Linked DNA regions of Homo sapiens: region 1 is linked to region 2. A link is an interaction called in ENCODE POLR2A ChIA-PET data of the cell type or tissue named here. Cell type or tissue: Panc1. All regions are shown on one strand. Links, peaks and the distances in the headings refer to the core of each region. The heading gives the core; the rest is flanking DNA. Region 1 overlaps DLEU2 (deleted in lymphocytic leukemia 2). Region 2 holds the start of LOC107984568 (a long non-coding RNA gene).

Region 1 (10,413 bases), core at 4,825-7,324, 640 kb before region 2:
GCCTAGGATGTCTTGAACTCCTGGCCTCAAGCAATCCTCCTGCCTTGGCCTCCCAAAGTCCTAAAATTACAGGCAAGAGCCACCATGCCTGACCTGCACTTTTTTTTTATTTTTTGAGACGGACAGGGTTTCACCATGTTAGTCAGGCTGGTCTTGAACTCCTGACCTCAGGTGATCCACCTGCCTTGGCCTCCCAAAGTGCTGAGATTACAGGGGTGAGCCACTGCGCCCATCCTGACCTGCACAATTTTTAACATGTAACCAAGATAAATCCGTTTGCATTCACTTGAGAAATATATAACATATATTTGTATTTATCAATTATATTAAGGAATTGTCCTTCAGGGTCCCCCTCATCACATACATTTTCCAGATAAAAACTTAAACATAATTTTTTTCAAATATAAAAGGTGCCTGTAAATTATTTAACAAATATTTTATTGAATATCTACTATGTGCCAGGCACTGTCCCAGTTATTACACTAGTTGGTAGTATACCAGATAGACAGTCTCTTTTCAGAAAGAGTAAAGTCATTTTAAGACAACTTAAAGTGAAGGATCTTAAGCTGAAGAATTTAGTGCCAGCAAAGGATGGTTTGAGTTTCAGAAAGACGTTTGGTTTTAAAAATGTCAAGATAACAGGAGAAGCGGCTTTGAGGCAGCAGATGAGTTCCCAGACACCATTAAGAAAATCGCTGGGGAGAAAGGACAGGTTTTTTTTTTTTTTTTTTTTGAGATGGAGTCTTGCTCTGTCGCCCAGGCTGGAGTGCAGTGGTGCCATCTAGGCTCACTGCAAGCTCCGCCTCCTGGGTTCATGCCATTCTCCTGTCTTAGCCTCCCGAGAAGCTGAGACTACAGGCGCCTGCCACCACGCCTGGCGAATTTTTTGTATTTTTAGTAGAGACGGGGTTTCACCATGTTAGCCAGGATGGTCTCAATCTCCTGACCTCGTGATCCGCCTGCCTCGGCCTCCCAAAGTGCTGGGATTACAGGTGTGAGCCACCATGCCCAGCCCAGGATGGGTTTTTAATGCTGATAAATATGCCCTATTCTGGAAGAAAATGCCACAAAGGACATTTATTAGTAAGGAAGAAAAGCAAGCACCAGGATTTAAGGCAGGAAGAGATAGGCAAACTCTACTGTTCTGTGCAAATGCAGTCGGTTTGCTGCCCTTAGCCATAAAGCTGCTAATCCCTGAGCCTCAAAGGGAAAAAACACCAGCAGCCAGTCTTTTGGTTGTACAACAAGAAGGTATGAACGAGAATGCTTTTTCTGGATTGGTTCCATCAATGCTTTGTTCCCAAAGTCAGGAAGTACCTTGCCAATAAGGGACTGCCTTTTAAAGTTCTTTTGATATTGGACAATACTCCCGGCCACCCAGAACCACAAGTTCAACACCAAAAGCACTGAGGTGGTCTACGTGCCCCCACACAATGTCTTTATTTCATCCTCTGTATTAGGGTCATAAGGACCTTTACAGCTCATTATACATTGTACTCTGTGGGAATGACTATCAACGCTGTGGAAGAGAACCCTGATAGAATAACATGAAAGTCTGGAAGAATTACACCACTGATTATGCCACTGTTGTTACAGAAAAAGCTGTGAATGCCATCAAGTCTTAAACACATTCCTGGAGAAAACTGTGTCCAGATGATGTGTATGACTTCACAGGATTTATGACAGAGACAATCGAGGAAATCATGAAAGAGACTGTGGTTATGACAAAAAAAGGTATGGTTGGGGAAGGCCGAAGGGTTTCAAGATATGGATCTTTGAGAAATTCAACAGCTAACAGACACCACACCATAGAAATTAACAGACAACTTGATCGAGATGATCGGTTCTGCACTAGTGCCAGATGATGAGGAAGACAACATAGAAGCAGTGCCAGACATATACTGCTGGCACTGACATTAGAGAGTCTGGCAGAAGGGTTGCAATTATTCAAGACTACTTTTGATTTCTTTTATGACATGGACTCTTCTATAATATGGGCACTGAAACTAAAGCAAAAGGTGGACAGACGATTGTTAATATATAAAAACACTTTTTAGAAAAATAAAAAAAGCAAAAAAGTCAGGCAGAAATTACGATTATTTCTGTAAAGTTACACCAACTGTGCCTGGCCTTTCCTGCCTCCTCTCCCACCTCCTCCACCTCTTCCACTCCAGAGACAGCAAAACCAACCCCTTTTCTTCCTCAGCCTGCTCAATGTGAAAACAGTGAAGATGAAGGCCTGTATGATGATCCACTTCCATTTAATCAATAGTAAATATATTTTCTTTAGCTTACTTTAATATGGTATATGATATGCATAACATACAGAATATGTTATTGACTTTATGTTATTGGTAAGGCTTCTGGTCAACAGTAGGCTATCTGTAGTTGAGTTTTAGGGAAGCCAAAAGTTATACATAGATTTTCAACTGCATGGGGATTGGCGCCTCTAATCCTCACATTGTTCAAGGGTCAATTGTATTTTTAAAATTGTGGTTCAATATACATAAAAGTCACCATTTTAACCAGTCTTAAGTGCATGCTTCTGTGGTATAAATATGTTTGCCCTGTTGTGCAACCCTCCATCTCCAGAACTTTTTCATCTTCCCCAAGTGATACTGCTTAAACACTAACTGTCCATCTCCTCTGCCCCTCAGCCTCAGGAAATCACCATTCTACTTTCTGTCTCTATGAATTTGCCTATTCTAGTTATCTCATGTAAGTGGAATCATACAGTATTTGTCCTTTTGTGTCTGGCTTACTTCACTTAGCATAACTTTTTCAAGATTCATCCATGTTGTAGCATGCAACAAAATTTTCCTCTTTACAGTTGAATAGTTTTCCATTGTGTGTGTATACATTTTGTTTGTCCATTCATGTGATGATGGGCATTTAGGTTGTTTCTGTCTTTGGACTATTATGAATAATGCTGCCATGAACATGGTGTACAAATATCTTTGAAATCCTTCTTTCAATTATTTTGGGTATATGTCCAAGTGGAATTGCTGGATCTTACAGTAATTCTATTTTTCATTTTTTTGAGAAACTGCCATACTGTGTTCTACAGTGGCTACAGCATTTTACATTCTCACCAGCAATTTACAACTTCTCCCATCGTTGCCAACATGTTATTTTCTGTTTTTGTTTTTGATAATAGCCATTCTAATGAAAATGAAGTGGTATCTCATTGTGGTTTTCACTTCCATTTTCCTAATGAATAGTGATGTTGAGCATCTTGTGTTTGCTGGCCAATTGTATATCTTCTTTGGAGAAATGTCTATTTAAGTCCTTTGCCCATTTTTTGACTGGGTTGTTTACTTTTTATTGAGTTTATACATTCTGGATATTAATCTCTTATTAGATACATGATTTGCAAATATTTTCTCTGATTCTGTGGACTGACTTTTCACGGTAATAGTGTCCTTTGATGCACAGAAGTTTAATTTTTTTTTTTTTGAGATGGAGTCCCATTCTGTTGCCCGGGGTGGAGTGCAGTGGCACAATCTCGGCTCACTGCAATCTCCGCCTCCCAGGTTCAAGCAATTCTCCTGCCTCAGCCTCCCGAGTAGCTGGGACTACAGGTTCCCGCCACCATGCCCGGCCAATTTTTGTGTTGTTTCACCACGTTGGCCAGGCTGGTCTCAAACTCCTAACTTGGTGATTCACATGCCTCGGCCTCCCAAAGTGCTGGGATTACAGGTGTGAGCCACGGTGCCTGGCCAGAAGTTTTAAATTTTGATGAAGTCCAATTGATCTACTTGTTTTGTCTGTGCTTTTGGTGTCATATCTGAGAAATCACTGCCAAATCCAATGTCTTGAAGCTTTTGCCCTTTGTTTTCTTCTAAGAGTTTTGTATTTTTTAACTCTTATGCTTAGGTCTTTGAGTTAGAAATTAATTTTTAGTTACTTTTTGTATATGGTGTATGGTAAGGATCCAACTTTGTTCTTTTCTGGTGTGGATATCCAATTTTCCCAATACCGTTTGTTGAAGAGTCCTTTCTTTACTGAATGAGGATCTTTGGTACTTCTTGGCACCTTTGGTGAAAATCACTTGAAAATATATGCAAGGGTTTATTTGTGGGCCCTCGGGTCTATTTTCATGAATCTCTATGTCTAGCTTTATGCTTTGTAGGAGGTTTTGAAATCAGGTAGTGAGACCTCCGACTTTCTTTTTAAAATTTGTTTTGGTTATTTCATGTCCTTTGAGATTCCATATGAATGTGAGAATAAATTTTTCCCATTTCTGTTAAACAAAATTTAGGATTTTGATAGGAATTGCATTCACTTTGTAGATCATTTTGGGTAGTACTGTCATTTTAACAATATTAAGTCTTCCAATCCATAAATGTGGGATGCCTTTCCATTTATTTATTGTCTTTAATTTCTTTCAGCAATTTTTTTTTGTAGTTGCTGTACATAAGTCTTTTACCTCCTTGGTTACGTTTATCCCCAAATATTTTATTCTTTTTGATGTTTTATAAATGGAATTGTTTTAATTTCCTTTTTGAATTGTACATTGTTAGTGAACAGACACACGATTGATTTTTGTGTGATTTTGTATCATACAACTTTGTTAAATTCATTAGTTCTAACCGTTTTTGGTGGAATCTTAAGGGTTTTCCAGATACATGATTGTGTCATCTGTGAAGAGATAATTTTTCTTTACTATTATCTTTTGTAACTAAAATTGGTTTAAGGGCTTTCTGGCAATCTCGGTCCATTCATTCTCTAATTCTCCTAGAAACACATCAGACAGCTGTGTCCCCTCTCTTCTTTCAAACTTCCAACACTTTCCCTTTCATTTTTACTTTCACTGAGAAAACAGAAACTATCAGAAATTTCCTCAGTTCCCACCAAATCTAACATGTATCTGTGTGCATACAACTCTTACTTCTTTCTAGTATCAATGAACCCTCACTGTTCATAAGACAAATTCCTTCTCTTTGATCTTCACTTACTTACTTAAGGATATTCCTTTAGATATTCTCCTGCATCTTTAATCTTCCTCTCTGTTGCATGATTCTTATCAGCAAAAGTGCTACAATTTATCTCAGCATAATTTTATCTCTTAAAGACTGTTGCTATCTGTAATAACACTGCAATTTTATCACTGATGTTTTAGTAAACCACCATGGAGGAAGACTTTTTCCTTGTCTATTTTCCTTTTATTTCTAACTATCTGATTTATATTTGAAAGCCTGAAACATTTGAACTATTAAAATATTTATTATAATTCTCCAGAAAAAAATATGAAAATTCTTGATTTAAATGTATTAACAAATTGAAAGATTCAGTGGAACAATTCCAAGCACATAGAGAGGATATATCTCTTTCTTTTCTTGTGTTCGATAATAATAATCTCCTCCCAGTGTGGTATGGTTTGATTTTTCCTTTCCACTTATCTTCGCCTTAGGGGCTGCCAAAGTAGGTTTTATACTATGCCTTCAAAAAGGGACTATTTTAAATTTAAAATTTCCTTGAGTCTATAAGTTTAGACTATTTCTACTCACATGATAGGGATATTCAGATACTAATACATGCCATCAATATGGTTTTGCTAGTTTGTTGTTTAGACATGTCCTTGTATGGCACTATGTTACTTTAGGTTTTCTGAACATTTAATTTTACTTTCAATCCAGCATCAACACAATCTGTAATGGTAATTACTTCCTCCAAATATGCCTTACTTCTATTCTGCACTTGAAGCTCTAAGGAACTGTGTATATACAGTGCCTCGGCCACAGAATGACTATCCTTGCTCAATGACAGTGGAATAATACACAGTATGTCAGTATTATACCAGACAGAAAATTTATAAATAGCTATTCTTCAATACCTTTACGTAAAGGCCTGAGTTATGGGGTCTAAAATAAATGCATGACAATTTCACTAAACATGGTAATTTTTTTTTTTTTTTTAAGACAGAGTCTTCTTTTGTCACCTAGGCTGGAGTACAGTAGCGTGATCTCAGCTCACTGCAACCTCCTTCTCCCAGGCTCAAGCTATCCTTCCACCTCAGCCTCCCAAGTAGCTGGGACTACAGGCCTGTGCCACCACGCCCAGCTAAGGTTTGTATTTTTTTTTTTTTTACAGACGTGGTTTCATCATGTTGGCCAGGTTGGTCTCAAACTCCTGGCCTCAAATGATCCTCCCGCCTTGGTGTCGCAAAGTGCTGGGATTACAGGTATGAGCCACCATGCCTGGCGAAACATGGTAATTTTTTTATTACCCTACTATGAAGTCTTATAAAGTGTCCAAATATATAACATTTACAGGAAAGATTAAAATGTGCTTTTGCTTGATTCTTGTTTCTGGAATATAAATACTTAAAAACAAAAAGGCTCTATTAACTAGAGAAGATAGCTTTAAAATTCAGTGTTAGGAATACGCATTCAATAAAATAATAATCAGATTTAATCCAACATGACTGTTTTATAATATAAAAAACCTAGTTGTTGAGTTTAGGCAAATATAAAGTTTTACTGTTTCTAAACTGCCTTGATTTCTTCTGATGAAAAAATGACTGAAAGATTGCTTAAAAACTGTGTATGAAGTAGATTTCAATCTGGAAAATTTATTCCAGAAAGTCAGACTATATATATAAGCCCCCCAAATGTTATTTTAATATTAGATTCTCTTATAATCATTTCCTTATACAAAAAGTTAAACTTCTTAGAAATCAAACATTCATATTTTATTTGATGACTTTACTTCCTAAATACTAAGTATGACTAAATTACAAATATATCATGTTAGTCAAGAAATGCAATATAAAAAGGTTTGATAAATATGCTATTTACATTTTTTCTTACATTCTTCTTTTGCTCCCTTTTATGTCCTAATCATTCATACTTGCCCATTGTTATTCTTTCTTAACACTCAATTTTCATCTTGTGTCAATCATCCCTTGTATTCAGCTAGTCAATAAAATGAATTGATTCTTTAAGACCTCAGTTCATTGATTTCTTCGCCATTCTTGATTTCATACCTTAAATCTGGATTTAAGTACCTTATAAATCCAATTGCATTTTAGCTGGACCTCCTAGTCCTTAATCAATTAATAAATCTTCCCAAAGTTACATATTCAAGAATGTATCTAGGCTGGACGAGGTAGCTCATGCCTGTAATCCCAGCACTTTTGGAGGCTGAGGTCGGAGGATTGCTTGAGCCCAGGAATTTGAGAGACCAGCCTGGGCACCATAGCAACACCCCATCTCTACAAAAAAAAATTATTATTATTATTTTTTAACTTTTATTTTAAGTTCAGTGGTACAACTGCAGGTTTGTTATGTAGGTAAACTTTTATCATGGGAGTTTTTTTTTTTGTTTGCTTTTTTTTTTTTGAGACAGAGTTGCACTCTGTTGCCCAGGCTGGGGTGCTGTGGCTCAATCTCGGCTCTCTGTGACCTCCACCTCCCAGGTTCAAGTGATTCTCCTGCCTCAGCCTCCCGAGTAGCTGGGATTACAGGCCAGCGCCACCAAGTCGGGCTAACTTTTTTGTATTTTTAGTAGAGATGGGGTTTTGCCATGTTGGCCAGGCTGGTCTTAAACTCCTGACCTCAAGTGATACACCCACCTCAGCCTCCCAAAGTGCTGGGACTACAGGCGTGAGCCACCATGCCAGGCCTGTCATGGGAGTTTGTTGCACAGATTATTTCGTTACCCAGGTATTAAGCCTAGTACCCATTAGTTATTTTTCTTGGTCCTCTCCATCCTCCCACCCTCTATCCTCCAAAAGGCCACAGTGTGCGTTGTTCCCCTCTATGTGTCCATGTGCTCTCATCATTTAGCCACCCCCACACAAAAAATTTAAAAATCAGCTGGGCATCTGTAATACCAGCTACTCAGGAGCTGAAGTGGGAGGAATCACTTGAGCCCAGGAGTTTGATGCAGCACTGAGCCATAATCATGCCACTGCACTGAACTCCACTCCAGCCCAGGTGACAGAGCAAAACCTTGTTTCAAAAAAAAAAAAAAAAAAAGTAATTTCTAGTTTCCTAAGTAGAATCTCTACTTTCTGCCTAAGTATCAAGGTCTGTATAATTAAGATCTATCCAATGTTTCCTGCTTTTCTCCAAAGAAAACACTTCCATTCCAGTTAAATGGTCTCTTTTAAGACATTAACAACCACTAAGAACCTTTGAATACAGAAAATTATTCTCATTATTAGGTACTGTGTTGGGCAGATAACTGGTTCCCTATTCCATACTTATCTCTCCATTCAAAATGGACTAGCTGTGAGGAAATCTTTACTAGTATAGACCATGCCATTTCTTCAATCCTTTATCTTAGTCCACTGGAAATATCATCATGACTCCATCCCTTAAATCTCTGCTTTTACGTTTGCTGGCTGAAAGAAAAGCCACTTTGCCTAACCAGATACAGAAAGAGCCCTAATGGCTAGATGTAGAGCCAAAGAAAAGAGCTTCTAAAAAAAAAAATACAAAAATATTCTGAAGACAGAATCATTCAGTCCTTATCCTTTACACAACAACCATAGTTCCAAGTCTGGTGGTTTATATTCTGGGCTGTGGGCCTTTGATATACCAGAACTCTCCATTCTTATAATCTTCCAACAAAAAAAAAGTAGTTATATTGAAAGGTGAGACAAAATAAGTAAATTAAATGTCTTGCTTAATAATTCAACTTGAATATAATAAATCTGAGTAGATGGGAATCTTTAAATCTCTTAAGTTGGTTTTCTATGTTAGAATTTAATATATTTTAAGAAATATGGAAAAAATAAATTGTATATAAGTTAATGTTTTTTCCTTGTTAATGATTTACAGCTCTAATTTTATTTCCAATAACATTTTTTAGACATTTTCTTACATGTGCTCTATTATCAGTTCATCTGTAGTTTACATAAAGTTGTTATTGCATTTAACAAAATCATTTAGAAATTCTTTTTATTTATTTATTTCTGTCCTTACAATCTGTTCTCATTGAAATTCTAGTCATGTCTCCTAAACTACAGAATCATCCTCAGTACAATAAATCTACTGGTCAATTTCTACATTTTAAACTTACTATCAGTAAAATAAACAGCAGAAATTTATACAAGCACATCTAGTAGTGAACAGGTGTTCAACAAATGCCTACTGAATCTAAATTTACAGGATTTGAAATTCTAACACACTTAAGTGTTTCAGTGAACTGCAGCTCAACATGACCCGATAGTATTGATGAAAAAAAAAGCTAGTGCAATCAGACTGCACTATAGAACTTTATTCATAGATGCAGTGTGTTTTGTACCTATACTACATTAAGTATATTGCAATTAATTCTAAATACAATTATTTAAAAAGGAATACTAACAAAATGTAACAGATCCAAAGTAGGGTATCCAGAAAATATTGGTCTAGAAATTAATATGGTCTAGAAAAAATATGGTCTAGAAATTAATGCTATATGGCAACAGTGGAAGGACCTCAGAATGTACAGCTTAGAGAAAAGACATAAAAACAATTTTTAGACAGTAGATCTAGGGCCAGAGAACAAAGTTATAAACAGATCTTCAAATGATGTTTCATTCAACATTGTTTCATTTTTAATACTGAAGAGGAAAAATATAGAGATTTCTGTCTGGGGCCACAGTGTGTGGAGTTTCCACGTTCTCCCCATGTCTGCATGGGTTTTCTCCCACATCCCAAAGATGTGCATGTTATGTTAGTTAGCACATCTAAATTGTCTCAGTATGGCTGAGTGTCGGGGTAGGAGGACACCCTGTGATAGAATGGCATCCTATCCAGGGTTGGTTCCCACCTCGCATCCTGAGCTTCTAGGATAGGCTCCAGCCACCTGCAACCCCAAAGTGGAGTAAGTGGGTTGGAAAATGAATGAATGTAAATTACTGCAAAATAAAAACTTGTCAAATATACAATCATCATACAAATGCACAACAACAAATGATGTAGTATGAAAGTGCTCAGCAAGCATGCCATATTTGTTATTGCTTGTTTTTGAACAACATGGTAGTAGAAGGTGCTCCTTACAATTTCTGCTTTACAAACATTTATTCCTTATTTTAACTCACCACCACTATGACCATCATCGCTGACTCATCAAAAATTGGGTAAATGATGATCTTGTTTCTATTAAACTTTCTTAAATGTATGTTTAACTCACATTTATTTCACAATGTTTAATACCAGAAATGTGTTGGATCTTTATTTAGAAGGTGATGTTCTTTGTGACCAGAAATAGGCTATAGGAACTTAACTCTTGTTTATATCAATTAGCCTATGGTGAAACTGGTTTTATTCTATGTCATTTAGCTTAAAGCTGCAGTTTCCAAGAATCTATTCATTACTTTAAGTGAGGACTTACTGTACTAAGTTGAAACCTGCCCTCTGATGAGAAACTTATTTTATGTTAATTAACATAAATGTAATTTATAACGTAAAGGAAAAC
Region 2 (10,413 bases), core at 2,841-5,340:
AATTATGCTATCACCTGATTTTCCTCACAGAGACCAGTGCAATGCAGAAAAGATCACATAAATATTCTTATCATTCAATTATTAGAAAAACTGGAATTTCCTTGGATTATTCTGTGGAATTTACCATCTCCCAACCGCTATTGCAATTATTTGGTCAGCTGGTGGCCTGTCTCAACAGAGAGGGCAGGAAAACAAACAAAAAAAACAAAACTCTTGAGTAAAATTATCTTATCAGTCTCAAGTGGTTAAAGCTGCCATGCAGGGCCCTCTGTGTAAAGAAATAGTTCTCCCCCTTCAACAACTCTGAAAAGTAAAAGAACAAAACTGTGCTCTCTCCAAAAAGCATTAGTGACAGTTAGAAGGCGGAAGGGGAGAGATCTGCTGACTTGACAAACCATGATTACTTTTTACAGCTCATGAAACTGTCTTTTTAAGAGCTGTGCTCTATGACCTTAAGTTTATTGCACTTACGATTCTAGAAATGTCATCTTTTGGAAAGATGAGAAGCCTCAATGAGAAAAGACAAGATTAATAGCATAGCTTTTGCCCAGTGCTAAGCATCTTAGCATTTGTTGCCAAACAGGGAAGAAAATGGAGAGCAAGTGTGCTGCGGGGCTGTGCCATCTGTCAGCACAGACAACCCCTAACCCCACTTCGTTCCTTAATAGCAAGGTCTGTTAGTCTGCTCTGCTTTATAAACTGATATATCATGGCCTAGATTGAATCACGGCTTCCCTCCCTCATAGATGGTGACCTGGAATACATCACATTACTTTCTGTGAGTCCCCATTCCTTCTAGTATAAAAAGAGGGTAGTAACGGCCTTCTCTCTGAGAGTTGGGATAATTGGCAGCTAAAAAGATCTTGATAAAATATGAGTCACGTAATGTCACTCCTTTACTCAGAACCCTTGAATGGCTGCCTGTGTCACTCTGAGTAAAAGCTAAAATCCAGACAGTGGTCCACCAGCAAGACCCAGCAGGATATGGAGCCCCATCCTCTCTGACCTTTTCTCTGACCTCTTTACCTCCAGCCGTGTTGGCTGCCTTATTACTCAGGCAGGTCCCTGCTCATGGTTCTGCCTCAGGGCCTTGACACATACTATTCCTTCTGCCTCGAGCTCTTCTCCCCTAAGTGTTTGCATGGCTTAGATCCTGAGCTCTGAGGACCTCTACCCATATATCACCTTCTCAGGGATCCTATCAACACTATTCACAATTGCAAACTCTTTCCCCAACCCCTTTCCTCCTTTTCTGCTTCATTTTTCTCCAGAGCACTTGTCACCAGATAACATGTTTATTTTACTCATTTATTATGTTTATTATCTGCCTTTCTCTTCTTGAATGAAAGCCAGTGAGGGTAGGGATTTCTTTCTGTTCACTGCTATATCCCAAGCACCTGGAATACTGTCTGGCACATGGCATTCAGTAAGTATGTGTTAGATGAATGGATATTAAATAATAACAAAATTAAAGCACATAGCACTGTGCCTTTGGTTAAAAAAATGGTGGGAGGAGGTAATAGAAGAGGCACTTGAATATGTAGCATGTTCCACATTTTATTCCCATGACTTGTTGCAAGTGTTAAAGAATCAGCCCAGTTATTTGCTAGTCACAAAAGGAACACATGTGAAAGATGTTTTTTTGTTTTGTTTTAAAGAAAATGCTTCTTTACAGAAGAACACCATCTGATAAATACAGAAGGAATGATAGAATCTTAATTCTATCATTAAGAATCACCATTTTATAATCCCTAGTGAAGTCATTGATTCTGGTACAGGTCAACAATAGATGCTAAAACCATAAGATGAAAGATGGATGAAAAAGTGGAAAGCTGAGTGAGGCTAAAATATCAATCCACTGATTTCTCACTAGCCACATAGGTTAAAATATTGAAGAAAAAAACCAAGTATCCTATTGCCTTCCTTTGCAGCATCGGGAGCCCCAGGAGATAAGAGGGAGGCAAGGAGGAGGGGCTCCTGGAAACCCACTTCCACCCATCCTAGAGCCACAAGCAGAGACCCTGAAATTTTTTCAGGACAGGGCTCCTGACACATGACATATGGCCCAGAGCGTTCCCCCACTGGTGTGTGTTTAGAGCAACTTGCAATCTTTAAACTTAGCAATGGAGCTTATGAATGAATTATATTAGCTAATGAAAGCAGTGAAATACTGAGCTATATTTCCCCATTTATTCTATTTTTGCTTCACGTTTCCTTTCATTATTAGACAATTTGATTCAAATTCTATTTAAGTTTTTAAAAAAAGCAACCAGTTACCAATTTCAGTGGTCTCATCTAGCCCCCTTATACCTCGTCATGCTTATCCTACAGCGGACCAATAGTCCAGAAGCCACTGCTGAGGAGGGAGCTTTGCAAGCCTGATTTGTCCACCCTCCCTCTCTGTAAACTGTCAGGAAGAGCCTGGAATAGGTATTAATATTGCTGGTAATTGCACAGCCATTGAGTGCTTTGATTTTTGCAAAGAGAGAGGCGACAAAATTCAGTTGTAAAGTGACTCCTGCGGAAACCAGGAATTCAGCGCCCATAAAGAATGGAGTCATCCGGCCCTAGGCATCCTGACGATTAAATACTCTATGAGGAGGTCCCACTAAGCTTAGTTCCTTTTTCTTTTCTCCATGTTCTGTTTATTCCTTTTGAAAGGAAAAGCAAAACTAGCTTTCCATACCCAGTGGAGAGTTTATCACGGGGAATAAAATGTCAACAAGTCTTGAGAGTAGCTGGGCCCTAGACTGCATGGGGACTGGCTTGTAAGTGATAGCATTTTAAAAACCCATGTGACATTTCACAGGAAAGCAATACAACATCCCAGCGCACAGTGCAGTGAGGCTGGCCAGGCCCCAGAACAGAGTGGCCTCACTAACCACATTCCTTCTTCCTGAGGCCAGCCTTGGGAATTCCTCCTCCTGGGTTTGGCAGGCTGGCTTTCCACTAGAAAATTTGCATAAAATTTAAAAATTTAAGTTTGCTGGTGTTAGAAAAAATGGACAGTGAGAGACCAGAATGCACTACCCCGAAATATGAAGGATTGCTGAGCTGATGGCATTTAAGAAAGAGCAATTACAAGAAAGCTCTCTTCCCTCAGGAAAATACTTTTACAGAGACAAAAAGGTATTCTTTTCCCTCTCTTCCCCACTCTTCTCCCATGGAAAACAAAGGCTAACCACTGAAGACAAGCTTTACTAACTAACCCTTCCTCCAAATTGCCACCAGCCCATACAAACTCAGAGTCCTTTCCCTCTGTTTTATCATTTCTCTAAAGATGTACTGTTCTTTGTTGAAGATGCTATATAAGCTGTACTTCAAAGCCGTCTCTTTGGGATGGACTCATTCCCTGTGTGTCTCTTATGTATATATAAAATATACATGCTAATAAACTTGTTTTTCTCTTATTAATCTGTGTTTTGTAACAAGCTGGCTGGGTGGCCAGCTGAAAAATTAATAGAGTTATTATTTTTCACCTACAAGACCAAAGATGTACTTGGTGTTTCTGATTATATCATAGCCAGAGGGCAATTGTGTGGAGGCCCGCATACCATAGATCCCCTAGTCTCTGGCTCATTTTCTTTCCCTCTTTGAGCGTAGGACTCCCAACTTTTATCTCCACGGACTCCATACTTAAAAACTTGATTTTTAAGCTTGCGCTGTGTCTTAATGTCTTAAGTGATAGCCCAGATGGCCTTCTGGTTTTCATCTAACTTTATAAAATAGGCCTACCTGATATTCTCCTTGGATGAATGCACTGGGAAGTCTAGTGGATGAGGTCCTGGAGGGCTAGTCTGAGCATAGTCAGAGGTGGGGTGGAATGATCTGCCAGACGTCGTTTCCCATGAGTTTTCATGATCAGAATCAAGGCCTAGAATCAGGAGGCAGCCCAAGAGAATCAGCTCAGGATCGGGAGCCACATGGTCAGAGTATGAGGCAAATGGTCAGAACAGAAGGTCAGGTTGAGACCTGGGGAAGCTCCCTAGATCACAGTGTGTCGTTGCAGAGGCTTTTAATGTGGCACCCAGTGCCTTGAGCCTGAATGGGTGGACTGATGAAAAGAGCTAAGAAAAGCAAACATCTCCAGGTACCCAATACCAATTTTGAGGACCTGTCCCAGCCCAGGAAAATACACAAATGGACAATGGTCAACCCGTACATGCCTGTAGGGCTCTGACCCATCAATGAAAAGAGTCAAACTCTGTAAGATATTTGAAAAGATTTATTCTGAGCCATATATGAGTGACCATGACCGTGACACAGCCCTCAGGAGGTCCTAAGAACATATGCCCAAGGTGGTCGGGGTGCAGCTTGGTTTTATACATTTTAGGGAGTCATAAGACATCAATCAAATACATTGAAGATATACACTGGTTTGGTCCAGAAAGGTGGGGCAACTTGAAGGAGGTCGTGGGGGCTTCCAGGTTATAGGTAGATTTTAAAATTTTCTGATTGGCAATTGGTTGAAGGCGTTATTATTAGTAGAAAGAAATATCTGGGTTACCATAAGAGTTTGTGGAGATGAAGGTTTTATTATGCAGACGAAGCCTACAGGTAGCAGGCTTCAGAGATAATAGATTGTAAGGTTTCTTATCAGACTTAAGGTCTGTGTTGATGTTGATGCTGGAGGATATAGTGAGGCAAGTCTGACTCTCCTTCCCCTCATGGCCTGAACCAGTCTTTCAGGTTAAATTTTAGAGTGCACTGACTCAGGAGGAGGTCCACTCAGATGACTGGGGGGCCTTAGAATTTTATTTTTGGTTTATACCCACAACCTCTGCAGCAATTGACCCAGAACAATAAGGACTTGATCAATGGTGGTCAGCTTCACTATTTTTTGCCTCCCCTTGTAACTCTGAACTACTCAGAGAAGGTCAAATATGGTCCCCCAAAACAATCATATAAGATGCGCCACTTCTATTTAGCCTGACTCTGAATGGCCTATGCCAGTGACCTCCAATCAGGGCATACCTGAAGCTTCTCTTTTTACCATGGAGGATGCCCACTCCTCCACCTGTCTATGAGTCTGCTAAATATTAATACAAGCGATGCAGCTGACTCCCTTACTGTAGACCTGTGTGTTCTCATTTGGATAGTCTTCATTTCCAGAAGATCTAGATCTATAATAGACATATGAAGATTCATTATTTAAACAAATATCCCAAGAACCCACACATCTAAATAGTGCCATCCTTTTCAAGTAGTCTCTTGGAAGAATTAAAATATACTCCAAGGATACCATTGTTGGGGCTTTTTAACTCCTGTAGTTTGGCAAGCAGGAGGGAGTGGCACCCAGCAGCTTCTTCTCTCCTGTTGTTCATTGAGCAGGAGAGAGGGTTACAGCTCTTTTATTCCTGCTGCCTGCAGCTTGGCAAACGGAAGCATTACAGCTCTTTCACTCCCACAGGTTGGTGAGTTCCAGGTTCTTGTCCTGCAACCAAAAGGAATAAGGTACACAGACAACAGAGAGTGAGTAAGGCAGAGTAGAATTTTATCGAGTGACAGAAAGAAAGCTCTCAGATGTGAGAGGAGACCTGGAAGTGGGTAGCCCTCTGTGAGACTGAGTCCAGGGTTTTTATGGGCTTACAATGGGGGAGTGCATGCTGATTGGCCCATGGGTGGTCTCGGAAAGCACCATTCGATTGGTTAAAAGGCATCATTCAGAAGGAATCAATAGAGAGAGAGAGGGTAAGATGGGGATGGAAGTTCTCACTCTGGTCATGGACTCTATCTGGAACTGGCAGCTTGGTTTTCAGATTTTAAACTGTTCTTGGCTTGAAGATCAGGTTTCACCAGGGACTCATCCCTGTCTGCCTAGGAATTTGTCTGTCTCCTGTTGCTATCACCATCATTTCTCAAAATATTTTTGGCAGTTTTCTTTTTAGCATTGAATTTAGAGCCAATATGGAATTGTGTAGTGAGTTTACTCTTCATCTGATGCTTTCACATTTTCAATCATTCTCCCCCCTCTCTCTCTCTAACATAGTAACAATCCCTGCTCCCCTGTACATTTCATTTCTGGCCTAGAATATGCCCTCTGCCAGTGGCATTATTAATCTTATTCACCAGCCTTGTCTCCAAAATAACTTCTAATCATTTCCCTGATTAACCCAATTCCCTGCAAGAGTTTGTTCTTTACCAAAATGCTATTCCAAAGAGTGACTCAAGGTTTTTCTATCTGTTTGAGAGGAGACTTGTCACAGACTCTACCTCTCTTTGCATTTTGCAATACTGGAGAATATAAGCAAACATTTAATAAATTTTACTTTGTCCCAAATACTCCCTAAGTTCATTCTCCACCATGTCCTTCCTCAGATGGGGGACACTTCCAGTGTGCATGCCAGAGTGGGGAGAGCAGACCCTCTATCACTGGCAAAGTAGATGGTGTGTTCTCATTTCTTTGACACACATGTGGGACAGACTTTTTTGTGCTTTTTCTGTTCTTGCCCTGCAAATGGTGCAGCAGCGTCTCTGGCAGAGACTTGTTTGGGGGAATTATAAACTACGTGAATACATGTGAGTTGCAAGCAATCACTTTTCTCAGTGTGAATTCCTACAATTAAATGGTAGTTGTCCCTATATATCACTGCTTTCATTAGTAAGGTTCAAACATCAGAAGTCTGCCAAGTGACTCTCTCAGTTCAGGTGAGTTTATAATGATTCTGGCTCTTGTAAAGAAACTGAACAAAGCAGCTCTGGGTCAGCAACGTTCATCTCGTTAAAGCCTGGGGTTGCACAGACAAATGTTCAGGGCATGCTGGAGTGTTCACTATGTACACGGCTGTAGAGCTAAGAGCCCAGTGAAGCACAATTGCTGGAAATGGTCTATAAACAATTCATAATAAGGATATTCAAAAGGGGCACTTTGCTTTGAAGTGATAAAATCATTGAATTGTTCAGAATGCCCACATTGATCCTTTGAAATTCTTCAGTCATTCCCCTAGTATGGTATGCTATGAGGTTGGAGATGCCTGGCAGGATGTTTGAGCAGTTTCATTTTAATTCTTTACTCTATATTAGCTCTTGGGGGGGGGGAGTGGAGAGGAAGTCTCCCCAATCCTTCTCCTCTCATTCTTGTACCTGAAGAAATTTCCTGCCCTGTCATTCCTTTGAAAACATTAATTAGTGCTCAGAGATGTATATTGGCACACCCTTCCTGTCTGCACAAATGACCTTGGGGCTGACAGGAAAAATGAAGCCGACTCAGAGTCTGGTGATTGCCAGTCTGCACATTATCTCCTTGCTGAGACACTACAAGGTAATGAGGAAAGGACATTTCCCCACAGATGTCACCTGTGGGGGAGATGGCAGCCATTTTTCAAGAGCCCAGGCAGCTCTGTGGAAGAGGTTACCCCCAGTCTGCTGTCCCTAACCTGTGACTGAATACCTCTCATCTATTCTGTAGCACTCTGTGCTGATCTCCCTCATAAGGCATCACTCTAATTGCTTGTTTACACATCAGTCTCCCAAGAGGCTGTAAACTCCTTAGGGCGGGGGTTGTATTTTAGCATCACTTTATGACCAGCTGAATCAAATCAGCAACAGTGAGAAGTGACCAAAATCAAAATTTGATGCCAAGCATTTTAGGGAATCAGGAAATAAAATATGTAAAAAAAAAAAAAATATATATATATATATATATAAAAATATGTGTGTGTGTATCTATCATATATATGTACATCTATCATGTATATACATATATGTGTGTATGTATACACATGTACATACATACATTGGATGTGTTGGAATGGCATAGTTTTAGTCCTCTGGGAATTATTTGTAGAAGACATATATCCGTGTAAGATAAATCAAAGTCAAAATTTACCATAAAACTAATGATCATTTTCCAACTGGCTTCTTATGAGACTCAAAAAACTTCACAGACATAAAAATCACTTTGAAAACATAATGCTTTTTAGCGATAGATAATACGTTACTGATAATTAATAGACAGATACAGCTGTATCTATATAATCAATATTGTGACATGTCACTCATAAGTACTTCAGCTTGCATTTTCTAAGAATAAGGACATTCTACTACATAACATTTTCATTATTATAGCCAAGAAAAAATAACATATAACATATCTAATATACAGGCCAGATTTGAATTCCCCAATTTTCCCAAAATTGACTTTCATATATTTTTTTCTCTGATCCAGGATCCCGTCAAGATTCACACATTATATTTGGTTGCTATTATCTCTTTGATCTCTTTAACTATAGTATAGTTCTCAGTTCTCCTGTCTTTGCACTTTTTAAAAGTTTTTTGTAGAGACAAGGGTCTCACTTTGCTACCCAGGCTGGTCTCAAACTCTTGGCTTCAAGTAATCCTCCCGCCTTGTCCTCCCAAAGTTGGGATCCTTTGTACTTTTTTTTTTTAATGACATTTTTATGAATTCAAGGGAATTGTCTTCCTGAATGTCCCATTGTCTGGTTTTATATGATAGTTTTCTCATGATTAGATTCAGGTTAGCCTATTTGGTAAGATATTGCACATAATTTACATTTTTAAAACATTATTTTAATCATAAATATAGTATAGTACTGTAGCAGAAAACTTGGAAAGTAGAAAAGAAAGAGAAGCCACCAATAATCCCACTGACCTGACTCACACGATAGCATTCCAATGCATTTCCAGCCTTTTCCTTATTATTCTTTTTAGCATAGTTTTAATTATATTGCCAATCCAACTTTGTATTCTGGTGGATTTTTATGTAATATCACATCCTAAGCAGTTTCACTGTAAGTAATGGCATCAATACTAACAATATTAACTGCCATTTATTGAGTACTTAATGAGTCAGAAGCAGTATCAGGCAAACTATATTTATTTATTTATTTTAAAGTTCATTACAGCCGTATGAAATAAGTTCTATTAATATCCCTGTTTTAGAATTGAGAAAACTGAGACTCTGATACCACAGCTGGTAATGGGTAAGGAAGAAATTTGAAACCAGATGAATGTGATTCTATCCCACTATCTGTCTCCTATAATTTCTATTGAATGTGCTTTGACCTGTTCATTTCATGTAAACACACTAGTAGCTCTTATCAGCTTAGGCCTGCCCTGCTGCTTTAGCATATTTGACAAACCCTAACTTTTTCTTTGGACTGCCCCTTCAGCTTATGAGCAAAGCCCTGCACTGGCTTCAGAGACTAGTGCTATTTTTTGCCTAAGAACTTAAATCTTAACCAAATTTGGTTTACCCAGTCTATTTTTATTTCTCAAGGAGGCAATGCAACAAAGTCATCAAAAAGACTGGGTCAGGGGTGGGTGAATAAAATCAATCAAGTGAGACTACTGCCAGGGCCAAAGTCTTAAGCATTCCAGGCTTAAATTCCACCACCATGGGTGGTGGTGGCAGGTTTCTGTCCCTGGGCCCCAGAGGCCCCTCTTCGAGGAGGTATTGCCCCTGACAGCGGCATGGCTGTGGATTGGGGATCTCTCTTCTCTTCGGCTCTAATAGGAGACCCTGAAATTTAAGCTGTGCAAAATGATCCTGATGTAAAGGGCCTCTGACCCAAGCACACCCCAGTGATTAGAAATGTGTCAGATGTCAAAGCCTGAAGAAGCACAACTTCTAATACTTCTCAATGCCCTTTAATGTGGGTTATATGCCTACATTTGTCTTACAGCTCATGGTGCCATCCAGGGAGGAGGCAGCAGCAGTAGGAGAAAGCTTTGCCAGCACAACCTTTGGGAGGGGTGTGAGCACAGCACAAAGGAGCCTAATGCATTTCAACCGCAGCCAAGTTAGTGGTTTAGACTTCATAAACATGTTTTAAATGTTATGACTCTTTATGCCATGGCATTCCTACTCCAAAGGATAGCTACCTAAAAATTTAAATATATAAAAAATTAAAAACCCCAATTCAGCAAATAGTTCAAGACTTTGATGAGAAGAAAAGCTGATTAATCATTTTCTTGTTGCTTGCCTTTCTTTTGACATTTTTCTGACCTTTTCCAAAACCATTACACATCTGGGATGCTCAATCATTTACTAAAAGGGTTAAGGCAATATAACCTCCTTGTGATTAAGAATAAAAATGAAGTGGAATGGAGTCCTTCACAGTTTTACAGTTTTACTTGACTCAGGGGTTGGAGGTGGTGATGAGGACCTAGAAAAGTTTCTATTATAATAATTTTCTTTAGTATTTGGTATTGAGAATGATGGGAAAAAATCAAGAGATGTGATTAACCCATGAAACTAGCTATATTTGGTTACAGACTGCCCTAGCCCTATAAGTTATTTTGCGATGCTATCTGTAATGCATTTAAAGAGCCTGTTGTTACCGACATGTGTCAGTTATCTATTGCTATCATGATGCTTCATAAAAAATAAACACAAACGTTCAGTAGCATATGATAATAGATATTTATAACTCCTGCATTTGGAGTGCTTAG

The links. ChIA-PET counts read pairs that join two places held together with the same protein. Peaks named below come from ENCODE experiments on the same cell type or tissue, not always from the same donor. Only the 100,000 strongest peaks of a DNase experiment are listed, where the experiment ranks them.
Region 1: POLR2A ChIA-PET joins it to region 2 with 5 read pairs; 2 of 35 experiments call an interaction of 5 or more read pairs at or near these places.

What each region holds. Positions count from the first base shown.
Region 1 is chr13:50,050,855-50,061,267 of GRCh38, forward strand. All of the region lies in intron 5 of DLEU2 (deleted in lymphocytic leukemia 2), which reads right to left. Among named protein-coding and RNA genes, the nearest start is that of MIR15A, 6.9 kb to the left of the region's middle. In Panc1, for the core only: no CTCF peak of the experiment used is centred there; no DNase peak of the experiment used is centred there.
Region 2 is chr13:50,691,145-50,701,557 of GRCh38, forward strand. It overlaps LOC107984568 (a long non-coding RNA gene), which reads right to left and starts at 5,495. Exons shown (of 3, transcript XR_001750074.2): 1 at 5,243-5,495; 2 at 3,736-4,054. In Panc1, for the core only: no CTCF peak of the experiment used is centred there; no DNase peak of the experiment used is centred there; H3K27ac peaks cover 1,092 bases.